Linked DNA regions of Mus musculus: region 2 is linked to region 1. A link is a loop called in an ENCODE intact Hi-C map of the cell type or tissue named here. Cell type or tissue: heart. All regions are shown on one strand.

Evidence for each region. Peaks named below come from ENCODE experiments on the same cell type or tissue, not always from the same donor. Only the 100,000 strongest peaks of a DNase experiment are listed, where the experiment ranks them.
Region 2: it touches region 1 in a loop (9-fold over the local background); 7 of 42 quality-filtered maps call a loop at or near these places.

Annotation. Positions count from the first base shown.
Region 1 is chr7:5,057,160-5,065,159 of GRCm38, forward strand. It overlaps Ccdc106 (coiled-coil domain containing 106), which reads left to right. Exons shown (of 5, transcript NM_146178.2): 1 at 1-500; 2 at 640-744; 3 at 833-1,009; 4 at 2,337-2,546; 5 at 3,048-3,626. The coding sequence starts at 470. The coding sequence ends at 3,364. U2af2 (U2 small nuclear ribonucleoprotein auxiliary factor (U2AF) 2) reads left to right here and starts at 4,984. Exons shown (of 12, transcript NM_133671.3): 1 at 4,984-5,177. The coding sequence starts at 5,129. In heart, CTCF peaks have their summits at 3,147 and 3,906; DNase peaks (open chromatin) are centred at 3,212, 3,982, 4,412, 5,052 and 2 weaker places; H3K4me3 peaks cover 4,925 bases; H3K27ac peaks cover 3,878 bases; H3K27me3 peaks cover 1,982 bases.
Region 2 is chr7:5,122,589-5,130,588 of GRCm38, forward strand. It overlaps Rasl2-9 (RAS-like, family 2, locus 9), which reads right to left and starts at 3,362. Exons shown (of 1, transcript NM_009028.2): 1 at 2,354-3,362. The coding sequence starts at 3,341. The coding sequence ends at 2,691. It also overlaps the pseudogene Gm47692. In heart, a CTCF peak has its summit at 3,391; a DNase peak (open chromatin) is centred at 3,363; H3K4me3 peaks cover 832 bases; H3K27ac peaks cover 716 bases.

The DNA of each region.
Region 1 (8,000 bases):
CTCCCACTTCGGGGAGGGGCTTTACTCGCCCACGCGAGTGCGGGAGGAATGGGCGGCTGGGACAGGGGAACGCTTGCAGGATGGACCCCCTACCCCAAGAATGGAAGTTAGGGGTGGTTGTTTCTCCATTTATGGCATTGGGTTCGGAGATGGGCCATGATGAAGGGCTTTCTCATTCAGGCCAGGTCTCCCTGTGGTGTTGACCCCACGAGGAACCAAAGAATTTAAGGGCCGAGCCCCTTCACAACCAAGATTCCTCTCGCTGAGCCCCCTCGCTCTGGGTACATACTTTGGAAGCCTCTGACTCTGTCCAGAAGTATGGGTCCTTTCCTCCCTCAGACTGGTGATCCTTCCTTACTCCGGAGGGACAGGTATTCCACCTCTCCAGGGACTGCCGACTTTTGGTGACCTGCTTCTGTCCAGTGCCCCCAAGGGCTCAGTTGCTGGGTCTGCAGGAAGCCTCCTCGATATGAATGACAGAAACAACCGTTGGCGGACAAGTGAGGCACCTGGGGACCCTTTCTTTTCCCATCCTTGGTCTGACATTCTGGTTCCCTCTGTCCATGGGACAGCAATGGTTGGGGGTGGTCTATAAGGTTCAGGCCACTTCTGGGGTGACCTCTGCTGACCTCTCTGCAGTGAAGGACGAAGAGACCTTTGAGATCTCCATTCCCTTTGAAGAGGCACCCCACTTAGACTCACAAATCTTATACCGTCTGAGTCCGTCTCGGAGAAATGTTGAGGGTGAGCTGAGAAAGGGCATTGGAGGGACTGGAGTCAGGTGGGGTACTGCCTCACCCTGGGGCATGACCTCCGTCCCTGCTGTTCTTAGAGCCTCCAGAGGGCGCCTCCCCAACCCTGGCCCTGATGAGCAGTGTTAAGGCCCAGCTGCACATGGCACTGGAGAGGAACTCGTGGTTGCAGAAGCGCATTGAGGACCTGGAGGAGGAGAGGGACTTCTTGCGGTGTCAGCTGGACAAATTCATTTCCTCTGCCCGGATGGATGCAGGTGGGGGCACACAGTCCCCCAGGACCCGCAGAATTCAACACCCAATGTTGGTTGGACCTGATGGGGACTTGGCATCTTATCCTTCCACTAAGGCCCATGCCTATTTTAGGGCCTTCCCCAGCCATTTCCTTCTTGATTTCAAAGACTTCTCTCATTTCCTATCTTGTGATGAGACTGCCCTGTAACTCATCAGCCTCAAGCACTTGGCATAACTGTCTCCCAGAGTCTATATTTCCAGCCCAGGTTCCTCATCTTAGGGGAAATGTCCCTTTGTCAGTAGACCCATTGCAGTCTACTGGATTCCTCAGAGGGGCCCTGCCAGCACCCCAGGATTTCTGAATGATGCAGTCATCATCCATTAGAGGTACCCTGAAATACCAATCAGGGTTCTGTCTTCCCTCTACCCTGCTCTACATTATCATGCCTCATGTTTCTTATTCTTCAAAGGCTGTGGGGGTCCCAGTACCTCTGTCTCCTAAGCTTCACCTTAGGGTCCTGAGCGGATCCCACTCCCTTGTCTTGCTCTAATCTACAACTAGTAACAGCATGGTGGTGTCACCTCTTCTGACAGGCAGGGCCCTATCTCATTAACCTGTGTTGACTGCCATTCCCAGCACATTCCCCACTCAAGGCTGCCCTTTCCCAGAGCTTTAGCCCTGGTTTCTTGGAGTACTTAGCCTTTATTCAGGCCATAACCCTAACCTCTGTATCCAGCTGAGCTGCTGGCAGGCTTTCTCATTGCTAACCATGGCAAAAGCTCTAGTAAAGGGACCTAGCACTGGGATGGGGACATGCATACCCTCTCTTCCTATACTGAGAGCTCTATCCAGGGTGACTCCTATCTTTCCCTGGTATGACTGGGCAGAGTCTTGGTTTCAGTTCTCAGGAGTTCATCCTTCAGAAGATGCTGAGTCTGAGTTGGCTCCCTATCTAGGGGAAGGTAGTTAGCATTTCCCAGTACCCAAACTGAACCCTGACTTCTGTAGGAGTCTGATATCCAATCCTCCTACCCAGAGGCACTGTCTGCCTCTCGGATTTTGACTCTTCACTCTGGAGCTCCCCAGGATACATTTCCCCCACAGAAACTCTGCATAGTCACAGATTCTCATGAATTCCCTGGACCTGTTTCAGTCAAGTTCAGAGCCTAGAAAAATGCTCACACTATTCCCCGAATCCCAGCTGGCTCTATGGCATTCAGTGTAGCTAATGTCTCTACTTGGGGACTTCACCCTGCCCTCATTCCGAGGACTTGGCCTCCATGTCCATCTTTCCCCCCTCAGGGCAATTATAGGACATTGTGTCACAGTTCACTTTTGTCTCTCTTTAGAGGACTACTGCCGGATGAAGCCTGGACCTCGGAGGGTTGATGGGGACAGCAGGGCTGGGGTTGGAGAAGCCTCAGACCCCGAGTCGGCAGCCTCCTCCTTCAGCGGGGTTTCCGAAGACGGAAGTGCCAGTGAAAGGAAGAGGCAGAAGCAGAAGGGAAGTACTAGCCGGAAGCGATTTGGGAAGACCAAGGCTCGAGAGAGGCAGCGGGGTGAGTGGGGAGTGGGTACATGTGATGGGTGTGTTGAGGGGTTGTGTACCCAGAATCGCAGTGTGAGCTCTACAGTGATGCCCTAACTCTCCATATACAAAACAATCAGACTCAACTTCATCTCACAGCCCTTTTCGGTCCTGAGTTAATTTTAAATTTCGTTTTACACCAACCAGCAGATTTAGTCCTGTGTCATCAGAAAGGAGGTCTCTGGGCCCATCTCCTTTCTTCTGGTGTCCAGGCCTGCCTTCAATTTCCCTGGTCTACTTCTTGCTCAGGTCTTAACTGTTTTCCATCTTGTTATCCTTTCTCTTCCTGTATGGGGCTCCTCATGTGTCCCCACTTCCATGATTTCTTGCTTGCTTGTTTTCAAATCTGTGTGCCTTTCACCCCTTTTCCTCTTTATGCCTGCCTTCCTGTTTCTACCTGGGTTCCCCCATGTCTCCTTCCCTCATGAGTGTCTTTTCCAGTCCTCCTCTTTCTGTCCTCTTGGTCCTGCAGTGAAGGATGCTGATGGGGTCCTCTGCCGCTACAAGAAGATCCTGGGCACCTTCCAGAAGCTGAAGAGCATGTCCAGAGCCTTCGAGCACCACCGTGTGGACAGGAACACCGTGGCGCTGACCACGCCCATCGCAGAGCTACTCATTGTGGCTCCCGAAAAGCTGGCTGAGGTGGGAGAGTTCGATCCATCCAAGGAGCGCCTGCTAGAGTATTCCCGCCGCTGCTTCCTGGCACTGGACGACGAGACTCTCAAGAAGGTGCAGGCTCTCAAGAAGAGCAAGCTGCTCCTGCCCATCACCTACCGCTTCAAGCGGTGATGCCGCCGCCCCGCACGCCTCCCCCCCAGCAGATTGCTGGCTAGGTCGGCCTTCCCGGGGCACCGCCAGGGCTAGAAGCTGCCCTTCCTGAGCACTGGGCCCTGCTTCTCGGCCGCACACGCTAGGCACCCCGTCTCCATTTCACCCCGCAGGGGCTGCCAGCTAGGCCTCCTTAGCCAGGAGTAGCCCATCTGCATCCCATGCAAAGACAGAGTATTATTCTGAGAGTTTAAATTAAAGAGACATGAAAATTTTCAATAAACTGGGCCCCAGGTCTTACTAGGAAGGGAATATGCTGGGAAGGGGTGGCCGTCGCCACGGAGACTGGGACAGGAGCGCTCAGCCAGAAGCCTCTAGAGAGGTTGGGGAGGGTAGGGTGTAATTAGCCCCAGGAGGCAGAGGTGGGAAGCGGAGCAGTAGGAGAAACTGAGGTAAGACGACTTTAAGAAGGCAGCGCCTGGGGCATTGATTCAATGAACGTTTAGCTGAGCCAGCCCGGAGGAGGTACCGGGGCGCTGGGTAGACTCTTTTCCGCCTGCCCGCCAGGGGTCAGGAGATCTCTCGGAGGTGTCACATTCGGCGCTTGCGCAGCAGGAGCAGGGGCGGACAATTTAACGCGATTGCCTTGGCAACCGGGAGAGAGCAGTCAGGTTTAACCGTCTTGAAGTTAGTGCCTTGGGGGCTGAGGTTGGCGGTGGGGGAAGGGGTGTGTGGGAGGAGATCGGGCGCACGCGCAATGTGGATTTAGAATGGCGGATCCTCCGGAGCGCTGAGAAAAACGTGCCCTAGACCGCTACGCAGGCGCAGAAACCCCTCTCCAATCACCGTGCGCAGGCGTCCCAAGCTGAGCTAACAACCTCCGCAGCGGCCTCGAACACCCTTTGTCGCACTGGCTGCTACTGTCCCACACACTTTCTCTGGCCTTCCGCGAGGTCAGTTTTTTCAGTTTTCTCCTAGAGAGCTAGGGACCGAAAGCTGAGACCCCGCCCCCTCCCCCGTAGCTATCTGGCCCACCTCCCATCAGTCCTCCCTCCCTTTTCGGGTCTTTAAGCCGAAAGGAGCCGAAGCAAGAGCGGAAAGAGCCGAACTTCCCTCCTGGGCGTGAGACCTTCCCGAAGCAGTGGCGGAAGGGACCGATATTCTCCGGAAGGGGCGGAGTGACCCTGTGGCGCCTCCGGAAAGAGCCGAAGACTAGAATCGGGCTTAATCTCTAGAGGGGCGGTGAGCGAGCGCTGGAAACCTTCGGAAAGAGCCGAAGGCCCGGACGGTTAGGATTGTTGGAAGTGACTGACCGCTTGGACAGGGTCGGCGAGGGGTGGGACGGATTTCCAGAGGAGGCCAGAGACAGACGGTTTGAGTTGTAGGAAAATCCGTGTCTTTAGAGGGGGCTGGTGTCGGGGAACGCGAAGACTCGCGGAATCCTCCGAACGTTGAAACGCTAGTTTCCGAAAAGTTACCGAAACTCGGGCAGCCGGCATAATCCTCGCTTCGGGTGATTTTGACGGCGACCGCCGCCTTCCGACTGCTCCGTCCGAGAACAGCCGACAGGCTTCGGAGCCGAGCTCGGGGAAGTTCCGGGGGGGGGCGGGTCGGGCGGGACGAGGGGGTGGAGCCTGGGAGGGGCGGGGCTTGGGGCTTGATTAGGTAGGCGACGGAGTGCCGGCGGGGGCCGGAAGTAGCCGAAGCCAGCGGCGGAAGTAGCCGGAGCGGGCGGGCGGCAAGGCGAGGCGAGAGCTGCACAGGGCCCTACGCGGCCGCCTAAGCATGTCGGACTTCGACGAGTTCGAGCGGCAGCTCAACGAGAATAAACAAGGTGAGGGCGCCGGGGTTGTGGGGTGGCTTCTTGCTTCGCCCTGTGCCCCCCCGCCATTTCCCTCTCTTGTTCGCTTCCCTAGGGCCGCACGCTACCCCCCCACCCCCCCGTCCGTGCCGCGCGCGCCGAGCTCACGTGACCTCCTCTCGGCGCTGAGGGAAGGGGTGGCGGGCGAGGCTCAGGGCGCGTGCGCGCCGCAATAGCCCGCGCCCACGTGGTCTCGGCGGAGGCGGCGCGTTTTGTTAAGTAGATGCCTTGAGAGCGCGCGGGATTCCGTAATGTGAAGCTTTTCTGTTGTCGTTTTAAATTTTTGTCTTTTACTTGAGAAAGATGAATTTTGGTCTCTAAATTCTGTCATTTTCTTTTGCTGCCTTGGCACTTCCGCTTCCGGTCGTGCGTACTTTTCTTTTCTCCACGCCCCCTTTGTTTCCAAAATGGCGGTGGTGAATCAGCCCCCCCCCCTCCTTTCCTTTTCCTTCACGTGGACTGGCAGTGCAATCTCCCGCTGCTTGTAGGTTTCGAGCCTGTTCATATTTTTTTGATTTCTCCAGAACTCTCCTACCTCGATGTTTCTGTCTCCGTCTCCGTCTCCGGCTTTGCGGTGTCTTAGATAAAAATGTGTCCTACACTTGTTTGCCCGCCAAAGAGGGAAGTCTGCGTTCTTTGTGCTCCTGTTGAGCATAAATCATGTATGCCTTGGGGCTTTTTTTGGCGGCAGACAATATCTGTTTTCCATATCCCTAACAATCCCTAAACTTATCGGTTTTAGGCAAAGCCCAGGTCCTGTATCATTCCAAACTCGGGTACCTAAAGCCAGTTACACTATAGGGATTGTAAAATATTCAACAGAATGGGGAAGAGGGAGCTGGCCCATTAACAGGTTAGTGGAGGCAGGTGCTCCCAAGGTAAGATCTTGTACTATGAATTTGGATCAGAAAGGCAAGCAGGCTATGTTGGTGCTGGCGGATTTAGGGATACCGAGGAAAACGTTGATTTACAAGACATTCTCTACAACCTCTTCTTTTTTGAGACCGAAGAGTTTAAATTTCTTGAGGGTTGAGACTTAAGCTGTCTTGTGTTGGGGCACTGGATGAGACCTTGAGAATTATTTGAAATGAAGCTGGAATTGAGGAGAGAGTAGCTAAAACAGTACACGTGGAAAAGTAATTATTCTGAGTGTCCTTGGTGAGCTTTTCTGCTTTGAGTAGTGTATTGCTTTAGAGTATAGGGCTTAGGGATTGAACATACCTGAGTTCAAATACCTTCATTACTCTTTATCTGACAGTCTAATCTGTTACCTGTATGCTGATCATCGATGCTTTGTTTACTGGGTTTTTGAAATTAGTGGTACATACTGACTATAGTTGTAATTAAACTCCTTCCTTGTCAAGGCAAGGAAATTTGTTAAACTCTTAAAATCTGCTTTTTTCTGAGAAGGTTTCAGGTTTCTGTGTAGCCCGAGCTGTCCTTGAACTCACAGAGATCCTCTTGCCTCTGCCTTCTGCTTGAGGTGTGAGCCACCACCACCAGGCTCTAAACAGTTCTAAGTGAATTACTTGTAACAGTCTTCTGAGGACAAAATAGTTTTCTGTTTATTGAGCAGGAAACTGAGGCTCATTTAGTTTTTATTTTTATTTTCTCTTAAGAGAAAATGCTCCAAGCATTAGTTGGAAAGCTGGAGCTGAGTTGAAATGGAGCAGTGTGTATATATAGCATGTGGCTTGGGTTATGCTAGGTGCCTAACTAGCTATAATTGGTATTGTGAAGATAGGTGGATTTTGGCTCAAATAGACTGGTGTTGTTATAGAAGGGTGGGTAAAGTGGATGGCAAATTTTACTCCCTCATGAGACCTGGGTAGTGTAGATTTGACTTTCATTCAAGGAAGGGGAAAATGGATGTTAAAGCTAAGTTCCTGCTTTTGTGTAGATCTCTGACTGCAAAGCCAGTTCCTTGTAGTTCTCGAGTGTCCCTGCTGATGTTGGCAACAGGGCCTGAGACCTGGCCTAGAAGGGCCAGTTGTTGGAGTTGTGTACATAAGACAACTACATTATAGCGTTTTGAGCAAGTGAAGTTTCCTTTTCTTAACTGTCCAGCATCATTATGTGGGAGAAGGTTCTTGTCTTGCTGGAAGAAAGCTTGACCACTTTGTCACCTTGCTTGCCTATGGGTATTTGTCTCTGACCCAGCCTCACTCTATCTCAACTTTAGCCCCCTTCTCAGTTCCTTAAGTCTACTGGGAGTTTGTGTCCTAGGCCCTTGGTATTGTCACTTCATCTCTGGGGTTCTTTGTTTTTGAGACTTAGCAGCAGGGAAGACATTTGGGATTTGTAAGTGGCCCCTCTTCGTGGTGTGGAGCCAGAGCTGCCTGGTTCTGTGCTTGTCTCAATATTCCACAGTTCTTGCCTCTGTCTAGCTCTTGATTGTTTTATTTTATTCTTTGCATGTATGCATGCAAATTCTTTTCTGTTAGTAGTTGAACCCAGACTCTGTACTGAATGTTTTTTGCTTGGTATTCATTCCAGAATACAGCCTGGTACCTAACTTACTTGCATTACAATTTCAGTCTGGGCTTCACTGCTTTTTTTTCTTTCCCCGAGACAGGGTTTCTCTATGTAGCCCTGGCTGTCCTGGAACTCACTTTGTAGACCAGGCTGGCCTCGAACTCAGAAATCGGCCTGCCTCTGCCTCCCAAGTGCGCCACCACGCTGGGCTTTTTTTTTTTTTTTTTGCTTTTTTAGTATTAGTAAAGGAGTTAAAGATTTCAAATTTTCCTACTTACTGCAACAGAAAAATACATAATATAAATGTGAGGTGAGTTTAAA
Region 2 (8,000 bases), 65 kb after region 1:
AATCTTTTCCTATTCTGTAGGCTGTCTCTTTGTCCATATTTGAAGTGTCCTTTGCCTTACAGATGCTTTTCAGTTTCATGAGGTCCCATTGTATTGTCAGCCTTAGTGCTTGTGCTATTGATGTTCTGTTAAAGAAGTTGTCTTTTGTGCCGATGTGTGCAAGGCTATCCTCTACTTTCTCTTCTATCAGGTTCAGTATGTCTGGCTTTATGTTGAGGTCTTTGATCCATTTGGACTTAAGCTTTGTGCAGGGTGACAAATATGGATCAATTTGCATTCTTCTACATGCAGACATACAGTTTGACCAGTATCATTTGCTGAAGATGATTTCTATTTTTTTTAGTGTTTTTTTTTAGCTTCTTTATAAATAAAATTAGGTATCCATAGGTGTGTGGACTTATGACTGGGTCTTCAGTTTGATTCCATTGATCACTGTGTTTTTAATGCCAATACCATATAGTTTTTATTACTACAGCTCTGTAGTACAATGTGAAGTCAGGGATAGTGATACTTCCAGCAGTTTTTTTATTGTTCAGGATTATTTTTGATATCCTGGATCTTTTGTTTTTCCATATGATGTTGAGAATTGTCCTTTCAAAGTCTGTAAAGAATTGAGTTGGAATTCTGATGAGGATTGCATTGAATCTGCAGATTGCTTTTGGTAGAAGGGCCATTGTTACTATGTTAATCCTGTTGACCCATGATCATGGGAGATCTCTCCATTTTCTGATATCTTTCCCCTTCCTTCCTTCCTTCCTTCCTTCCTTCCTTCCTTCCTTCCTTCCTTCCTTCCTTCCTTCCTCCCTCCCTCCCTCCCTCCCTCCCCCCCCCCCCCTCTCTCTCTCTTTCTTTCTTTCTTTCTTTCTTTTTTTTTTTTTTTTTTTTTTTTGAGGCAGGGTTTCTCTGTATAGCCCTGGCTGTCCTGGAACTTACTCTAGACCAGGCTGGCCTTGAACTCAGAAATCTGCCTGCCTCTGCCTCCCAAGTGCTGGGATTAAAGGCAAGCACCACCACTGCCTGGCTAATATCTTCTTCAATTTCTTTCTTCCAAGACTCGAAGTTTTTGTCATACAGGTCTTTCCTTGGCTTTGTTAGAGTTACCTCAAGATATTTTACGTTATTTGAGGCTATTGTAAAAGGTGTTGTTTTCCCAATTTCTTTCTCAGTCCATTTGCTACTTGTAGGGGCTGCTGATTTTTAAAAGTTAAGCTTGTATCTAGTTACTTTGTTGAAAGTATTTATCAGCTGTAGGATTTCCCTTGTGGATTTTTTTGTTTGTTTGTTTTTTGTTTTGTTTTCCAAGACAGGGTTTCTCTGTGTAGCCCTGGCTGTCCCGGAATTCACTCTGCAGACCAGGATGGCCTCGAACTCAGAAATCTGCCTGCCTCTGCCTTCCAAGTGCTGGGATTAAAGGCGTGCGCCACCACGCCCGGCTCCCTTGTGGATTTTTTTTTTTTCCAGAGCTGAGGACCGAACCCAGGGCCTTGCGCTTGCTAGGCAAGCGCTCTACCACTGAGCTAAATCCCCAACCCCCTTTGTGGATTTTTTTAAGGTCACTTATGTATACTATTATATAATCTACAAACATCAATACTTTGACTATTTTTTGAAAAATAACTTGTATCCCCTTGATTTCCTTCAGTTGTCTTATTGCTCTAGGTAAAACTTCAAGTATAATAGTCAATAGATATGTAAAGAGTGGACAGCTTGTCTTCCTCCTTATTTTGGTAGAACTGCTTTGAATTTATCTCCCTTTAATTTGATGTTTGCTATCAGATTGCTTTTTTTTTGGGTTTTCAAGACAGGGTTTCTCTGTATAGCCCTGGCTGTCCTGGAACTCACTTTTGTAGACCAGGCAGGCCTTGAGCTCAGAAATTCTCTGGGGGCTGGCGAGATGGCTCAGTGGTTAAGAGCGCGACTGCTCTTCCAAAGGTCCCGAGTTCAAATCCCAGCAACCACAAGGTGGTCACAATCATCTGATGCCCTCTTCTGGAGTATCTGAGGACAGCTACAGTGTACTTACATATAATAAATAAATAAATCTTAAAAAAAAAAGAAATTCGCCTGCCTTTGCCTTTCAAATGCTGGGATTAAAGGCATTTAATTAAAGGCACCACCACTCCCGGCTTATCAGATTGCTTTATATTGCCTTTGCTATGTTTGGTATGTCTTTTGTATCCCTAGGCTCTCAAGGAGTTTTATGATAAAGAGGTGTTGGATTTTGTCAAAGGCCCTTTGTGCATCTAAAGATATGATCATGTTTTTTTTCCCCTTTTAATTTGTTTATGTGATAGATTACATTTGCTGATTTTATTTTTCTCTTTTTTAGAAGATATTTAGAAGATATTTCAAATATGAAATACAACTTTATTCTGATTCTAAATGAAAGAGTGGGAATGACAGTTACAAACAAGATTTCACCACTGACTATTGTGATGCTACGGTAGCAGTCTTATCTTTGAAATCCAGAACAACTCTGTTCCAGGGGGCTAAATACGCAAGTCCAAAAAAATGAAGGTGTATTTTAACTGCCACATTCACTCCGAAGCCCATTCATCTCCTTCAGCATCCCAATGAATTGCACGATCTCCTTTAGCTAAATAAGGTGGCACACACACTGCACCGCTGGCTGGCATCACAGGACAGTTGCCTAAAATAGACTTCTGACGCAGGGCTCCAGCTTCACTTTCTCACAGGTCATCTTCCTCATCTGGGAGAGCAGTCGTCTGAGCAACCTCTAAATCATGCTCGTACTGTGCTGCCAAAGCTGGGTCCATGACTACCTCAGGTGGGGCAAGAGCAGGCATGGCAACGAACTCCAAGTTAGGATCTCCAATGAGCTTTCTGGCAAGCCAGAAGAAAGGCTTTTCAAAGTTGTAGTTACTTCTGGCAGAAATGTCATAGTACTGAAGATTCTTCTTTCGGTGGAAGAGAATAGGTTTTGCCTTCACTTTCATGTCTTTAACATCCACTTTGTTGCCACACAATACAATGGGGATGTTTTCACACACACGCACTAGATCTTTATGCCAGCTAGGCACATTCTTGTAAGTAACTCTTGATGTTACGTCAAACATTATAATGGCACACTGGGCTTGGATGTAGTAGCCATCGCGCAGCCCCCCGAACTTCTCCTGACCGGCTGTGTCCCACACATTGAACTTGATAGGTCCTCTGTTGGTATGGAAGACTAATGTGTGCACCTCCACGCCCAGGGTGGCTACATACTCCTTCTCAAACTCTCCGGTCAAGTGGCGCTTCATGAATGTCGTCTTTCCGGTGCCGCCGTCGCCCACCAGGACGACCTTGAACTGGACCTGCGGCTCTCCCTGGGCGGCCATCGCGGCGATCCTGCCGGAGAGAGCGGCTGCTGCACGTGCGCCCTCTAAAGGCAGCGGCCGGGAAGAGCGCGCGGGAAGGCAGACTCTGTACCAGACTGTGGGGGAAGGGAAGCTGGGCACCGCCCGCCGCTGCGGTGCCCACCCGAAGGACAACCAACCCTCGTGTTGCGCTCTGCCGGGTCCTTCCAGCTACCTTCCAGGACTGATTTTCACTTACTGAACCATCTCTGCATTTCTTGGATGAAGCCTACTGAATTGTACCGAATCAAGGATTCATGACAGGGACACAGAGGAAGGCAGCTTGGCTCAGTGAACTGCCTGCCATCCTGAACAGATCTGTTAGATCTGAACTTTTCTGACAAAACTCCTTTTGCCTAAGCAACGGGCTGCACAATTTGTTTTTAGAGACAAAGGAAAAAAAAAAGGCGATCTTATGTCAAATATAAAAGAAATATAGAGCCGGGTGTGGTGGCGCACACTTTTAATTCTAGCACTCAGGAGGCAGAGGCAGGCGGATTTCTGAGTTCGAAGCCAGCCTGGTCTACAAAGTGAGTTCCAGGACAGCCAGGGCTATACAGAGAACCCTGTTTCGAAAAACCAAAAAAAAAAAAAAAAAAAAAAAGTATATATATATATATATATATATATATATATATATATATATATATGTGTGTGAAGGAATGGAAGAATTAAATGAGAGTCAGAGATTGAACTCTTGTAGAAAGCCAAGCTTGATATCATAGGTAGTAGGAAATTTTTTTTTTTTTTCAGTTACTGAAGCACTTTAATTTCTTTACACAATGACGTGTTGCTGGGGCCTAATGTTCTCACTGAACAGTAGAAAACCAAAATTTGTCATTTCTTAAAGAATTGAGTACAACAAAACCTTACATAAATTAAAGAATGAATACATTTACAGGTGTCGATGCAAACGTTCCCAACTCAAGGCAACTAACAACCGATGGTGGTCAGGAGGGAAGAAACCAGAACGGAAACTGGGTCCTAAGGCTCGGACTTTCCCACCCTGTTAGACTGGCAAGAAGGAGTGGTAACTGGTTCAGGAGCCCTTGCCAGCCTCGGGAAATCCTGGAAGTCTGCTGTTGGTTAATACCCTGCACAGATCACTCCGTGGTGCTCACAGAGATCCACCAGGCTGGGCCTTTCTCTTCCACTGCGTGTTCTCCCCAGCCCCAAGTGACCGAGCCACATGAACTAAGGACTGAATCAAGATATGCACAGGGTGTTAAACATATACCAAGGGAGCAGTTAACTTGAATACAAGGTCAAAAATCAGCAAGTTCTATGATCCAGTGCTGATATCAGATACACGCTTCAAGGACAAATTTCTTTTCAAAGGCTTATTCCAGTTTCATGAGGCTAGCATGAGGTGTGTACATTTGCCAGGGCAAATCGATACTTCAATACCAGCTCATGCAGCAGATGCCTGGCACCTGCTCAGTCCATCTAGAAGCATTTGCAGTGGACGATGGGCCCGACTCATCATACTCCTGCTTGCTGATCCACATCTGCTGGAAGGTGGACAGTGAGGTAGGATGGAGCCGCAGGTCCAGACTGAGTACTTGCGCTCAGGGGGAGCAATGATCTTAATCTTCATTGTGCTGGGTGCTAGGGCTGTGATCTCCTTCTACATCCTGTCAGCAATGCCTGGGTACATGGTGGTACCACCAGACAGCAGTGTATTGGCATACAGGTCTTTGCAGATATCCACATCACACTTCATGATGGAGTTGAAGGTGGTCTCGTAGATGCCACAGGATTCCATGCCCAGGAAGGAATGCTGGAAGAGTGCCTCCGGACACCAGAACCGCTCATTGCCAATGGTGATCACCTGCCCATCGGGCAGCTAGTAACTCTTCTCCAAGGAGGAAGATGATGCAGCAGTAGCCTTTTCTTGCTCAAAATCCAGGGCAACATAGCACAGCTTCTCCTTGTCACAATTTCCCTCTCAGCAGTGGTGGTAAAGCTGTAGCCCCGTTCAGTCAGGAATTCATGAGGTACTCTGTCAGGTCCTGGCCAACCAGGTCCAGACACAAGATGGCGTGAGGAAGGGTGTAGCTGTCATAGATGGCCACTGTGTGTGTGACCCCGTCACCAGAGTCCATGACAATGCCAGTGGTGCGCCCAGATACATACAAGGAGAGCACCTCCTACGCCCACTCCGGTGAAGTCTGCTTGACAGGCCAAGAGGCCTGGAAACACTCACGAGGCAATGAGTTTCAAGGAAACTATGCCTCCTGGAACCTTGGCATTCCCATAGCCCGTATACTCAAACCCTTTTCCCGTGTTAGTTTGGTGTATGGATCCACGTGCTCTCTTTCAGTATTGTTTTATTATAAGTGCCTTTAAGATTTGATTGCTTGACATAGCTAAGCCTTCGCCAGTGTTGCAATGTCCTAGAAAATCCTCGACGCCGAGGAGCTTGGAATTTAGTGGGAATTCAGTGAGAAGGTTACCTATTCAGTAACATTCAAATTTACTTCTAGTAGAGAAGCGTGTGTGTGGCCCCTGAGGAGCACCCAGTGCTTCCGAACGGAGCTAGAATAGCTCAGGGCTAGTCTGCAGAGTGATTATTTAGGACAGTAGCCTTAGGACACAATGGCCTAGCAAATAGGTGGGGTAACCATGAAAGAGTTAGGGAATCCCCCTGGGACAGGTTTCTTCACTAGGCCCAAAGGAACAGCATAATCAGGCATTTACTAAGAACCCCTGGTGGTGGGTTTAACAATAGACTAGCATTACACCTGGCTCCTTTCTAAGTGGTAAATGAGGCCTGGTCCCCCGCCATCTTTTGATGTATGCATTCCTTTTGTTTTGTGTCACTGTAACTTAGCGGATGTGTTCGCCTGGTTTCTTGTTATTCTGTATAAAAAGTTTGATGCTGGATTTGATAAATTACACTCAGATTCAACACGTTCTCTTGTCACGTCTGTTTGTCACTCGCCCACTCTATGCCCATCTGTCTGAGACTCTGATTCCGCAGACCGAAGAGGGCCCACAGAGCCCCAGTCCGTGGCAAGCACCACCTGAATGGTGATGTACAAGGCTGGGGTATTGAAGGGTTCAAACATTATCTGCGTCATCTTCTCTCTGTTAGCTTTGGGGTTCAGGGGGGCCTCGGTCAGAAGCACCGGGTGCTCCTCAGGGGCCACACGCAGCTCATTGTAGAAGGTGTGGTGCCAGATCTTCTCCATGTCGTCCCAGTTGGTGACAATGCCATGCTCGACAGGGTACTTCAGGGTCAGGATACCCCTCTTGCTCTGGGCCTCATCACCCACGTAGGAGTCTTTCTGGCCAATGCCCACCAAGACACCCTGGTGTCGGGGGAGCCCTATGATGGAAGGGAACATGGCCCTGAGGGCGTTGTCATTGACGTGCCGGAGCCATTGTCAATGACTAGTGCGGCTATTGCGATTGATTGGCGATGGAGCAGCGGCAAGAAGCGCAGTGTAAGCCTGCAGCGGAGTGTGAGCAGGAAATAATTTTTGATCTATTCATCTTGTGCCAAACTGAAAGAGAATCAAATCCAAATAGAGTAATCCTGTAACCGCAAGGCTTTTCAACACCAATCTTAAGGAAGAAGATATTGAGTTTAAAGAAAATTGATTTATTATCATTTAATTTTTAGCTCTCATAAAACTGGTATTTGTTTGTTTTTTCCTTTTTCAATATTTTTATGTAATCAAGGAAGACTTCAGTAGTAAATGTGTTTTAAAAAGTTGTGTAATCAATGAATAAAATTTCTGAGGAAATGATTTTATGTTTAAATAACATGTGAAGGAGACATTGCTGTCAGAGTAGGAAAAGTTGTGTCGAGAGGAGCTTCCTCTATGTCTCCCCTCTCACGAAGTGAATGGCATCCTGTATCTGACCTTCCCTTTGCCCCTCTTGCATTCACCCTTCTATAGACCCTGCCCTTAGCCAAGGCTGGTCCCAGCATTTCTCTGGATTTAAGTTTGTCTGGATAAAGGTTTATCCATCTTGTTGATTTTCTTAAAGAACCACCTCTTTGTTTCATTGATTACCTGTACTATTTTCTATGTTTCTATTTTACTGACTTTACCTCTGTATTTTATTATTTCTGGCTTCTGGTTCCCCTTGCTTGTGTGTGTGTTTCTTTTTGTTCAAAATCTAGAGCTTTCAGATGTGCTGTTATGTTGCTAGTATGAGATCTCTCCAATGTCTTTATGAAGGCACTCAATGCTATGAACTTTCCCTTTCATGGTGTTCCATAATTTTGGGTATGTTGTGTATTCATTTTCATTGAATTCTAGGAAGTCTTTAATTTCTTTCTTTTTGACTTGACCCTGTAGTTGTTCAGTAGAGAGTTGTTCAGATTCCATGAGTTTGTGGGCTTTCTGTTGCTTCTGCTGCTGAAATCCAGTTTTAATCCACAGTGGTCTGAGAGGATGCAGGGGGTTATTTCACGTTTCTTGTATGTATTCAGACTCACTTGTGTCCCAAATACGTGGTCAGGTTTTTGAGAATGTTTCATGAGTTGCTGAGTAGAAGGTATATTTCTTTGTGCTTGGGTGAGTTTTTTTTGTAGATATATCTGTTAGGTTTCTTTGGTTTATGATGTCGGTTAGCTCCACATTCCCTGTTACATTGTGTCTAGATTATCTGTCCATTGGTAAGAGT